2 separate regions of the Homo sapiens genome follow, and region 1 is linked to region 2. Evidence: chromatin contacts called from ENCODE Hi-C data. All regions are on one chromosome and are shown on one strand. The core of a region is the stretch at or near the end of the contact, and the rest is flanking DNA. Distances in the headings are between cores, read along the strand shown.

Evidence for each region. A loop is a pair of places that touch in the nucleus more often than their neighbours do. Pooled maps may share reads with other maps.
Region 1: a map of CD8-positive, alpha-beta T cell shows a loop between it and region 2 (7-fold over the local background). The contact joins the promoter of CDKL5 here to the promoter of AP1S2 in region 2. A Hi-C loop is called at or near these places in 3 of 168 maps with a recorded cell type or tissue (CD8-positive, alpha-beta T cell and naive thymus-derived CD4-positive, alpha-beta T cell) and 8 of 50 pooled maps.

What each region holds. Positions count from the first base shown.
Region 1 is chrX:18,423,396-18,428,066 of GRCh38, reverse strand. CDKL5 (cyclin dependent kinase like 5) reads right to left here and starts at 2,459. Exons shown (of 18, transcript NM_001323289.2): 1 at 2,372-2,459. RefSeq lists a silencer at 2,139-2,208 and an enhancer at 2,544-2,838.
Region 2 is chrX:15,853,466-15,858,295 of GRCh38, reverse strand. AP1S2 (adaptor related protein complex 1 subunit sigma 2) reads left to right here and starts at 3,483. Exons shown (of 6, transcript NM_001272071.2): 1 at 3,483-3,608. RefSeq lists silencers at 3,067-3,176, 3,267-3,546, 3,767-4,056 and an enhancer at 2,845-3,449.

The sequences.
Region 1 (4,671 bases), core at 1,210-3,709, 2.6 Mb before region 2:
ACCCCAAGCAGCATATTTGCAACCGAATACATCTGATTCGCAATCAGTCAACCTTCTATTACCCATCTATGCGAGACGGCCCTGCAATTTCTTTCAATGGGAGCCTTTCCTTTTAAAACCCCAGGGGACACAATAGATGCCACACTCTGATTTAAATAATTCCAAGAAAATTACAATATAAACAAAGGCAGACTTAGGGAACTTGCATAAGTAAAAATCAAAAACCTGAGAAAAAGGGGTAAAAAAATACCAATCACAAACCCCTAAATCATGAATAAATTTTAAGACTGAGCCAGGAAAAAAGGAATTACTCTCTGGACAAAGAATTCTATTTCAAATTTAAAAAAAATATATCGGATTTTGATTTTAAAAAATTTAGGCTTAGGAAATATGCTAAACAACAAAACTGGAATACTCAACTGTTTGATATATATACATCTAGCAAATTAATCGCTGCATTGACTATGTTAAAAAGGCAAGACAATTCAAAGAGATTTGATACCCTCTCCAATTGAGGAACCCCCAACTACTCTGAAATGGCAGATAATATCTAACACTCTTGGAATGGTTAACTTTATTTAGTATGCCTCTTTTGTAGTTCTATTATTTAATAGAGCCAAACGGAATTTTTCCCTAATTAGGTTTCCTTGTACTTGTGAAATGCTCAGCATACAGTGCTGGCAGCATTAGCTTCTCTCTTCTGGCTCCTTCCCCCCTCAACCACCCTCACCTCCCCCCCAACCCCCGCCCCGAAAAAAAGATTTCCTTCCCAAATGTTCTCTTCTCTGCATTTGTCAACAGAAACACCTACTGGTGGTGTCAAACTGCTAAGACTGCTGCAGGCTTCCTTATTCCTGGTTTCAGTGTCAACGCCAAAAATTCTCAATCCTAAAATAGTACTTTTAATAAAAAGAAATTAGAAGTCTTGCTAGGTACTCAACCTATCATATTCTCGAAAAGCAGCACGCCTTTTTTAAAAATCTATTATTAATGGACCCTAATTGGATTGTTAATCATAAGATCATACTATCACCTTCAACACTAACATACAGGAACAAGTAAATATAGCCTCTTCACATTTTGTGAACAAAACATTTTAAAACACTTGAAGGAAATAAAAACAAATTTACATCTAAGTGTCACTCACATGTAATTCCGAATAGCCTCGGTGAAGATGTCTTTTTTGTAACCCTACAGCAAGAAAGAAACAAGCTGGAAATGTTCCAGCAGATGTTACCTAAAACGATAATCCTGTTCTATACACATCTCTGTCTCCTGTTTCTGACAAACGCTCTCAGACAAATTAATTTGTGTAATCTTTTACATTAACTATATAACCATTACGTTCAAACAAACCTAATTCAGATGCACAGAAAGAAATCATTCGGTGTCAACAATACTTTCTAAAATCAGCTTAAATTCCAGCCAATTAAAATAGATTGTGCTAACAGAATACTGATCTGCAACTACTTAAATATCACAGCACCCGTCTAATCTCACTGTAGAGATACTAAGGTCAGGCTTTTCTTATTCAGGCATCTGTTCTTTAACACTCAAATGAAGCGAAAAACAAAACCCTCAAGGAAGATCTGCCTTTACACTGAAATATGTTCAGGTTATTTTTTTCCCCAACGTGGGCACAAAACGTGTCAATGCAAGGAGGACCTGTTCGTTCTGGGAGACGGTTCCAAATCCCAGAATCCGATTTCTATGAGGGTCCAAAAGGTATGAAGGTCTGAGAAGGGGCCATTCTTCTTCCCCGCACTATGCCAGTCGTGAACTTCACAGCATCGCCTGAAACTTGTCCGGGGGAGGTTGCGGAGCCGCGGGGCCGGCGCCCGGTCGCTAGCCCACCCTCGCGGGCAGCCAAGGTCAGAAGGGCCCGGGCCGCGACTGACGGCCCCTGGCGAGTCTCGGGCTCCCTCCGAACTCGGGCAGGGGGCTGGGGCGCGCAGGCCCCTCCTCGGCGCCGGCGGGAAGGGGCTTACCTCGCCGCAAGCCCCGGGGAGCTCGTGCCGCGGGAGCGGCGGGGCGGGGACGCCGCAGACCCGCCGCTGAGGGGAACCCCGCGGGGCGGGCTCGACCCGCCGCCCCTCTTTCACACCCTTTCGCCTCCCCACACCCCAAAAGACAGCCCCAGCCCCTCGGGGGAAGCCCTTCCAGAGGCGCAGGGGAGCGCTGAGGAGGGGCTACTCCGGGCTGGGACGTCCTCACCGCGTCGCCCCGTTCCGGGGGAACCGGCGCCCCCGCCCCTTCTCTTGTCCGCCCGGGGGGACTGGGTGGGTCTCCACTCTCAGGAGAAGCTGGGTGGACGCGGGGCCGATGTAAGGGTAAGAAGGCTTGGCGGGCGGGTGGCGGCGCGACTACTCACCCCGCCGAGTCCCCCACTTCTAGCAGGGGACCCCACAGCTCCTGAGGACGCCGTCGCCGCTTTACCTTCCCCAGCGGCAGAGACAACTAATCGAAACCTCCGGCCCCGCCCTCTAGCAGAAGCGAACGCGCAGCCTATTTTGCTAACTGCCCCGCCCCAGCCGGCCCGTTCGGACCAATGGGAAAGCACCTCAGGTTTTGCCCGATCCCGCCTTTACCCCGCCCCCTTCTGGTAGGAGCCAATGAGGAGGAAGCGCTTGTCCTGGGGTTCGGGCTCGCGCCGCTCGTGCTCGAGTCTCCGAAGCCGAAGAACGCTGGTTCCTTATACAAGCTCGCCTGCGCGCTCACGCGCGCGCCGCGCCTCCTGGCACGCCAGGTTTGGTTGCCCCGCCAAGCCCTAGCAACCTGGGCTGGAGAGGCTGAGAGGGGCGGGGCCCGAGCCTGGAGTCGACGCCGGGGGGTAGAGCGGGGAAGCAGGGAGAGGGTCGACGGTGGTGGGGTGGGGAGATCGTGACTGAGAAAGGGGTGGCTGCGGGGGTAGGAGGTGGCGAGGAGGCCCCGGAATCCGCCTGTCACTGCGGAAAAAAGAGGGAATCCTGCCTGCAGCGCAGCTACCCTGCCCTCCCTCCGGAGGGACCCGTGCCGGGGGCTGGGGTGGGGGAAGTCGGAGAAGAGGGGGAGAACATACTCGGGGCGGGAGCTGAGAAATACAGGATGGAGGATGGTTTATCTCTGTTGTTGGTAAAAATGATATCGAAGTCCATTGCTGCTGCTGCCCAACTGTTGCCGCTGCGTGTGCACACACACACGCACATATGCACACACACAACACACACTCACACGTACACTCATCCAGCAGCTTGCGGTCCCTTGGGTGAGTTAGGCGCAAAGACCTAGCAGCCTGAGGATTCCTTACACAGCAGCTGGGCGCGTGCAAAGAGCTGTTGCAGCAGTAGCAGCAGCAGCAGCAGCAACGACCCACACCTCCGCTTCGGTCCGATGCTCTGCCACACAAGATCCCCCAGCTGGCTTGAAAGCAATGAAGTCATCGCCCAACCAGTACAAATGTAAAGATCTTAATACCCACCATGGATCGGGTTTCCAAGGAGGATGAAGAGGTGATGAAATTGAAGGAGATAACATTTCCAATGCTACTTTTAGAAAATAAAGAAAAAAAATTTTTTTAAAAAGACATTGGGGACAAATCTATGGAAAGCTGCATAATTATTTTCGCTTTAACAAGCAAAGGAGAAAAATAGGGTCTCTTCTGGTTAGGAAAAGCACGGAAAATAGGCAGTGTATGAGGTCATAGCTGCCACCAAATTAGAAAGATGCAGTACTGTAATAGGAAATAGATATTTGGGATAAAATCCACTTAATCTATTCCTGTAGTGAATCTGGTAACAATATGTAGCAGCATGCTCAGTTTGGCCACTTGATACCAAGCCAATAGGATTTTCTTTTTCATAACGGTGAATATTTGATGAGGAAATGAAAGTGGAAGCATATTAGAAAATTTTACAGGTAGGAGCAATGAATTAGCAAAGAGGGAAAATGGAGTCAGAGGCAACAACAGAGGGCTTCGCAGAGTCTCCTGCCTCCTCCAGATGCAAAGTAACAGTGCTGTGACCTCTAGCTTCACCCACGTGGATCCAGAACTCCTGGGGCAATCACTCCATTTTCATCCCTGTATATCAGAGCCTTTGTACTAGGAATTTCAGCAGCATTACCTTTGACTCAAATGAATAATTTTTTAAAATTTTATTTAGACCTGGTGAACCGGAAGTAACAAATTAATTATCCGTATAGATTGAGAAGATGGAGAAAAAACAATAACTGAACATCTGTTAATATAGGTCCAATTTAGTATTAAGTAGTAATATTAGATGCCTTATAATGTGCCATCCCATATACACAAATATGACCTTCTGCTTAGGGACATTTGCTTTGATCTGGTTTTAAGTAGTGGTAAAGGATTTCTTGCAGTCACTTGCAGTTTAGTTAATTCGTCTTTTGGTCAAAAACTAACCTTTCTAGAAAGTTAGTAAAAGTTTAAAAAGTACCATGCGCCGGGAGCAGTGGCTCACGCCTGTAATCCCAGCACTTTGGGAGGCCAAGGCAGGTGGATCACCTGAGGTCAGAAGTTCGAGACCAGCCTGGCCAACATGGTGAAACCCCATCTCTACTAAAAATAGAAAAAAATTAGCCGGGAGTGGTGGCGTGCACCTGTAATCCCACCTACTCAGGAGGCTGAGGCAGGAGAATTGCTTGAACCCAGGAGGTCAAGGTTGCAGTGAACCG
Region 2 (4,830 bases), core at 2,234-4,733:
AGGCTTCGAGAAAGAGCATATGTTCCACATTTCTCTTTAGCTCATTGTTGAGGACTTTGGCAGTGACAGCTCTATCTATTTTGAAATGATTTGGTTCACAAATCCTCATTATTTTAGGCCATTTTTCTCCCTGGAACAACTTTATCTTTGGAGATGCAAATTCACAAACTCTAAACATCTTTTTTACACTTTCTGTGATCTACAAGGCTTCAGCACTGAATTCCATTATTGGGCATTTTTATTTAATAATTTCTAAATAATCTATAGACTGGCTAAAGGAACTCTGTATAAGTCCATAATACAGAGCTAGCAACTAATGGAATGGTTTTTATCTACCTCCTTACAATATTTTAAAAAATTATTTAAGAAAAAACCTAAGTAAAATGTAATAATACCCTTTATTACATCCTACTGCAAGATTCTGTCCATGGAAAGAAATTCACCATTGCTTCTGGGATTTACTTCCTGGTATCGAAAGAATATGCTAATAATTCTAGTTCGTGATTTATTTTAGATGTTATCTATTTTCTTCCCTTTAGCACATGAGGATTTAGCATTATTTCAACCTTCCCTCACTTCTGCTCCTCCATAATATCAATATATGACAATTTTTCTTTAAATCATCAGTGTTTAAATGATGAGCTGACAGTGTATCCTGACATCCTTATCGACATCCTCATGTAAATGTTCCCTCTCTTATTTTCCACGTGGGTATGTGTTTTAAATAGTCCCTTTAAAAAAAATTAATGGTATTTTGAGACAGTGAGAGGATAAAAGTATATGGCCATCACACATTTAATAGGAAACTAAAATTATTTTTGAAAACTTTGGAAAGATTACATAAAAAGTCTCAAAATTTTATCGTTAGAAGGTAAAGATTTCTATTTTCCCCTCACCTCTTACATTTAGCATAAATGACAGTGAAGCATTTTTTTCAAATTTAAGAAACAAGTATAAAATCTGATTTTTAGTTTTTCATGAAACGAATTTTGTATATAATTCTTGTATCAATATTAACACCAATAAATCAGGACCATCTAGAAAACAAAAACAGGATTAAAAAAGATAACCAATTGACATGACGGATGAAGAAGACACTAGGTGAGAAGAAACATGTATATAACAAAGCCTACAATTGGGAAATTGTGGGAATCAAAGTCAAGCAGTTAATTACTAACAAAGATGGCAACCATGTTTCTTTTGTCTTTCACAGTGAATGCATAATTAGCACTTAATACTAAGACTAGGGAATAAACCATCTATAATCTATTGAAAAAGACCATCTGCTTCTATAAATTTTGTTCTCATACACTTGCCAAAAGAAGAGAACATATTAACAAAATAATGGGCCCTGCACTGTTAATTGCTAGGTTGTTTGCAGTTGTGCTGTTGCTATTAGAATTTAATAAGCCATTCCTTCTGCTAAATTAATAAGCAGCCAAGATTATGTAATAGCTGCTTTCAGCTGCTAATTATTTTTCCCACAATTCCTTCCCCTCCCTACCCCTACCCCCACCTTTTTTTGGCTAGGAGCAGGAAAGGAGACTGCCAGTATGTCATCAGCAAGTCTCCCGTCCTCATTTTCAGAGCAACATTAGGAGCATAATCAGAGTTTAAACTTGGAAGTGGCTATCTCAGGAACCTTCAGGATATAAGTGTTTTGTACAGAAAAAGAGAAAAGCAGCATTTGGATTCAGAGGGCGAGTTTTCATTGTGTAGCATTAGAGCTATCTTTTAACTGGTTAATGGCATCTGTTTCTTGTAGTAAGAGAGAAATGGGACATTCGAAAGCACCTTTGGGGCATGACTAGGTAGGGAGAAATCTGGTGGGGGCGAGGGGGACCTAAAGAACTACAGAAAGCCAGCTCTGTGCCGTGTGTCGTCCCCTTTCTTTAATATTCCAGTATACATTAATCATACATGTTAGTAGGAAACTTTCCAAGCAGCACAGTAGTGCTTGAAAAGGGGAAGTATTACACATTTCTTTTTGTTTTGTCATACAAAAGCATTTTTTAAAAGCCCCCAAAACTACTGTCTTAGTTTCATAGATACTATAATGTACACAAAAAGAATATAATCCCTAATAAAGGATTCCTTTACATTGATTACATTTAGCTTCGTGAAAATTTTAGCATTTCTTTTTTTACTTTAGGCCATTAAAAAAATTCTGGCGACTATACTTAGGAACCTCTGCAAAAGGGGCATGGCCCAACAAAAGCAATTTTCTCGCTTCCTTTGTAAGAACCTAGGTGACTCGGGTAATGAATAGCATTTCGATATGGGAAACCCGTGGCTCTTCAAGGAAGGTCACCTAATCCCGTGGGACTCCCCTTTCCTTATCTGTAAATGACTAGATGATTCATCCATTCTATCATTCAGAAAATTATGAACATCCATTATGCCCAGGCATTACGCTCAGCATTACAGCTCTTAACAAATTTATCATTTTATAGTCTTTATCAGTCAACTCACATTTATTAGTTGTTATATACCAGGCTGTGAACTAGATTGAGATGCAAAATGAATACAATTTAAGGTGTGCTAAATAAAGGCTAACGGGCATGTGGGTGAAAGAGGGAATCGCTCTTACAGGGTTTTAGGGTGAGGCTTCATAGATGTGACATTTGGGAGCAAGGACATGCCAGGCACAGCAAGTCGTCGGCAGTGCTAAACTGGAACCCAGGCGGCTGGTGGGGCGACCCAGTGTGAAGGAAGCGGGATCTCGAAGGTGAGGTGCTGTCCGGGCTTTTCAGCCGAACGGACGGTAACTCATCCAGTCCGCAGCACCGAGGATGGGCGAGGCGAGCCCAGGGAACAGACTCCCGCGAAGCTCGGGGCGGAAGGTGTCTGGGCTAGGGCTGGAGCAGTGCAATGGGAAGGAGAGGGCGGATTCCGGACAATTTTGAGGCAGAATGATAGCAAAAGGCCCGTGAATGCGTGACGAGCTCCACAGAAGAGCTGACTTGTTTTTCCAGAGTTGCAGCACTCCCTCGTCTCCTCCCACCCTCCTCGTCAGCCGTCACACTTCACACTTCCTCTCTGGGGACACAGAGAATCATTAGAGCTCGAACGTGGCTCTTCGCTGTCCGGAACTTCCCTGCCCCGCACCACCCGCTAGGCTAAGGACGCTGCAGAATCCCGTCCTCCTATCATTAAACAAGCAGGACAGCCGCCCGCGCGCGTCCCGGAGGCACCTGCAAGAGCGCGCGGGCGCGCGGGCGCTCGGGCCCGGCAAACGCCGCTTCCGGGTCACGTGGCCCGGCTTCCGGTTCGCACCTCCCCTCAGCGAAGAAACCTCCAATCGGCTGCCTTGGACTCAGCGGTTACCCGCGCTGCCTCCGGTGCCGCTGGCGACCGCTGAGCCGCTTCCCGCGCGTCGCCTAGCCCGCCCCTCAGCTCGCCGCAGCCCCGGCTCCTCCCTCGTCCGGCCCCCGGGGCGGGGTCTGTCAGCTTGCCCTCCCCTCTCCGCCTAAGCCTGCCCTATGCCAGCCGGGTGTCCTCCCCACAGCACCACGGCTTCTCTTCCTCAGCACGGCGACAGGGGCTTCCCCTTCGCCGCCGCCGCCGCCGCCGGCCAAGCTCCGCCGCGCCCGCGGCCCGCGGCCGCCGTAAGTCCCTGGGGGCGAAAGGGGGCGCCGGGGATGGGGGAGAGGGGGAGGGAGGACTGGGCGCGCCCCCCGCCACCCCGCGCGCGCCCCGACGACCCCACCCCGAGCCTGCCCGGCCCGCCACTGGGTCGCCGCGCCCGCAACTCACTTCTCTCCGTGTCCGCGCCCTCCGCACCACTCCGCGCCGCGCCCGGGGATGTGGGGGCCAGTCCCGGGCTCCGCGACAGCCTCGCGGCACCTGTGGTTCGGGAATCGCCTCAAGTTTTGCGGGGCGCTTTCGGGAGGGGCCGGGGGCGGTGGCGGCCGAGGACTCTTGGCGCCCCCTGCGCGGCGGCGGATGCCATTGTCTGCTCCGCTCCTTGCCTGTCACCTCTCCCGGGCTTGGTCAGTGATGGAGTGTGGCCACGGGAGTGGGGGGGAGGCACCGGCGACGGCCGGACCCGAGGAACGCTGGCCCCGAGCCCGCGCCGCGGCTGAGCCCATTGTTTTTAATGCCAGTCTCGAGGAATTGTGGTGCCCTGTGATTTGCGGCAAAATCAAAGCGTTGGTTTTTAACACGAGGGAAGGAATACTCGTGCTTTGCAACCGGGTTTCGTCCCATGTTAGGACATAATTTATTTTAAGGAGAATACATTGTTTTTTCGTCCTGCAAAGTGGTAGGGCGGATACAGGACCCTGCTCCAGACAGCCTTGAGCCCATACTCTTCGCAGGCAAACCCTCACCCTTTCTGGTCACCAAGATCTAGGAATACGAGGTCCATTCTTTTCCAAGTTCTGGTAACGGGTTTGCAGTAAATGCCCAGTTGATGCTTCACTTCCTGCCCCCTTCGAATGCCGCTATCTTCAGGACTTGCACGGGAGGCACTTTGGTATCACCTAATAATGTCCTTATATTTTGTTCCCCTGACGCATTTTAAGTGAGGTAATAAGACCATTTTAACTTTACTAAAGTTGAATTGCCACGTCATACATTTCTAGATATCTTGTTGATACCTTTTTGGGTGGTTACAAAAAGCGACGATAATTTCTTACCGAAATTTAGGGCCCATTTTTATTCTACATTGGTTCTGTAAATTTCCCCTCCCCGTGTTCAAATTCAAGATGGTGTGGTGAATCTTGAGAATCATGCTTGAATCTTATTTGCAGTAACGCTGTTAAAGGAACTTAACAGTGATTAAAAGAAAAAAGGATACCTATGTGAATTCTGCCTTTAAATTACCTT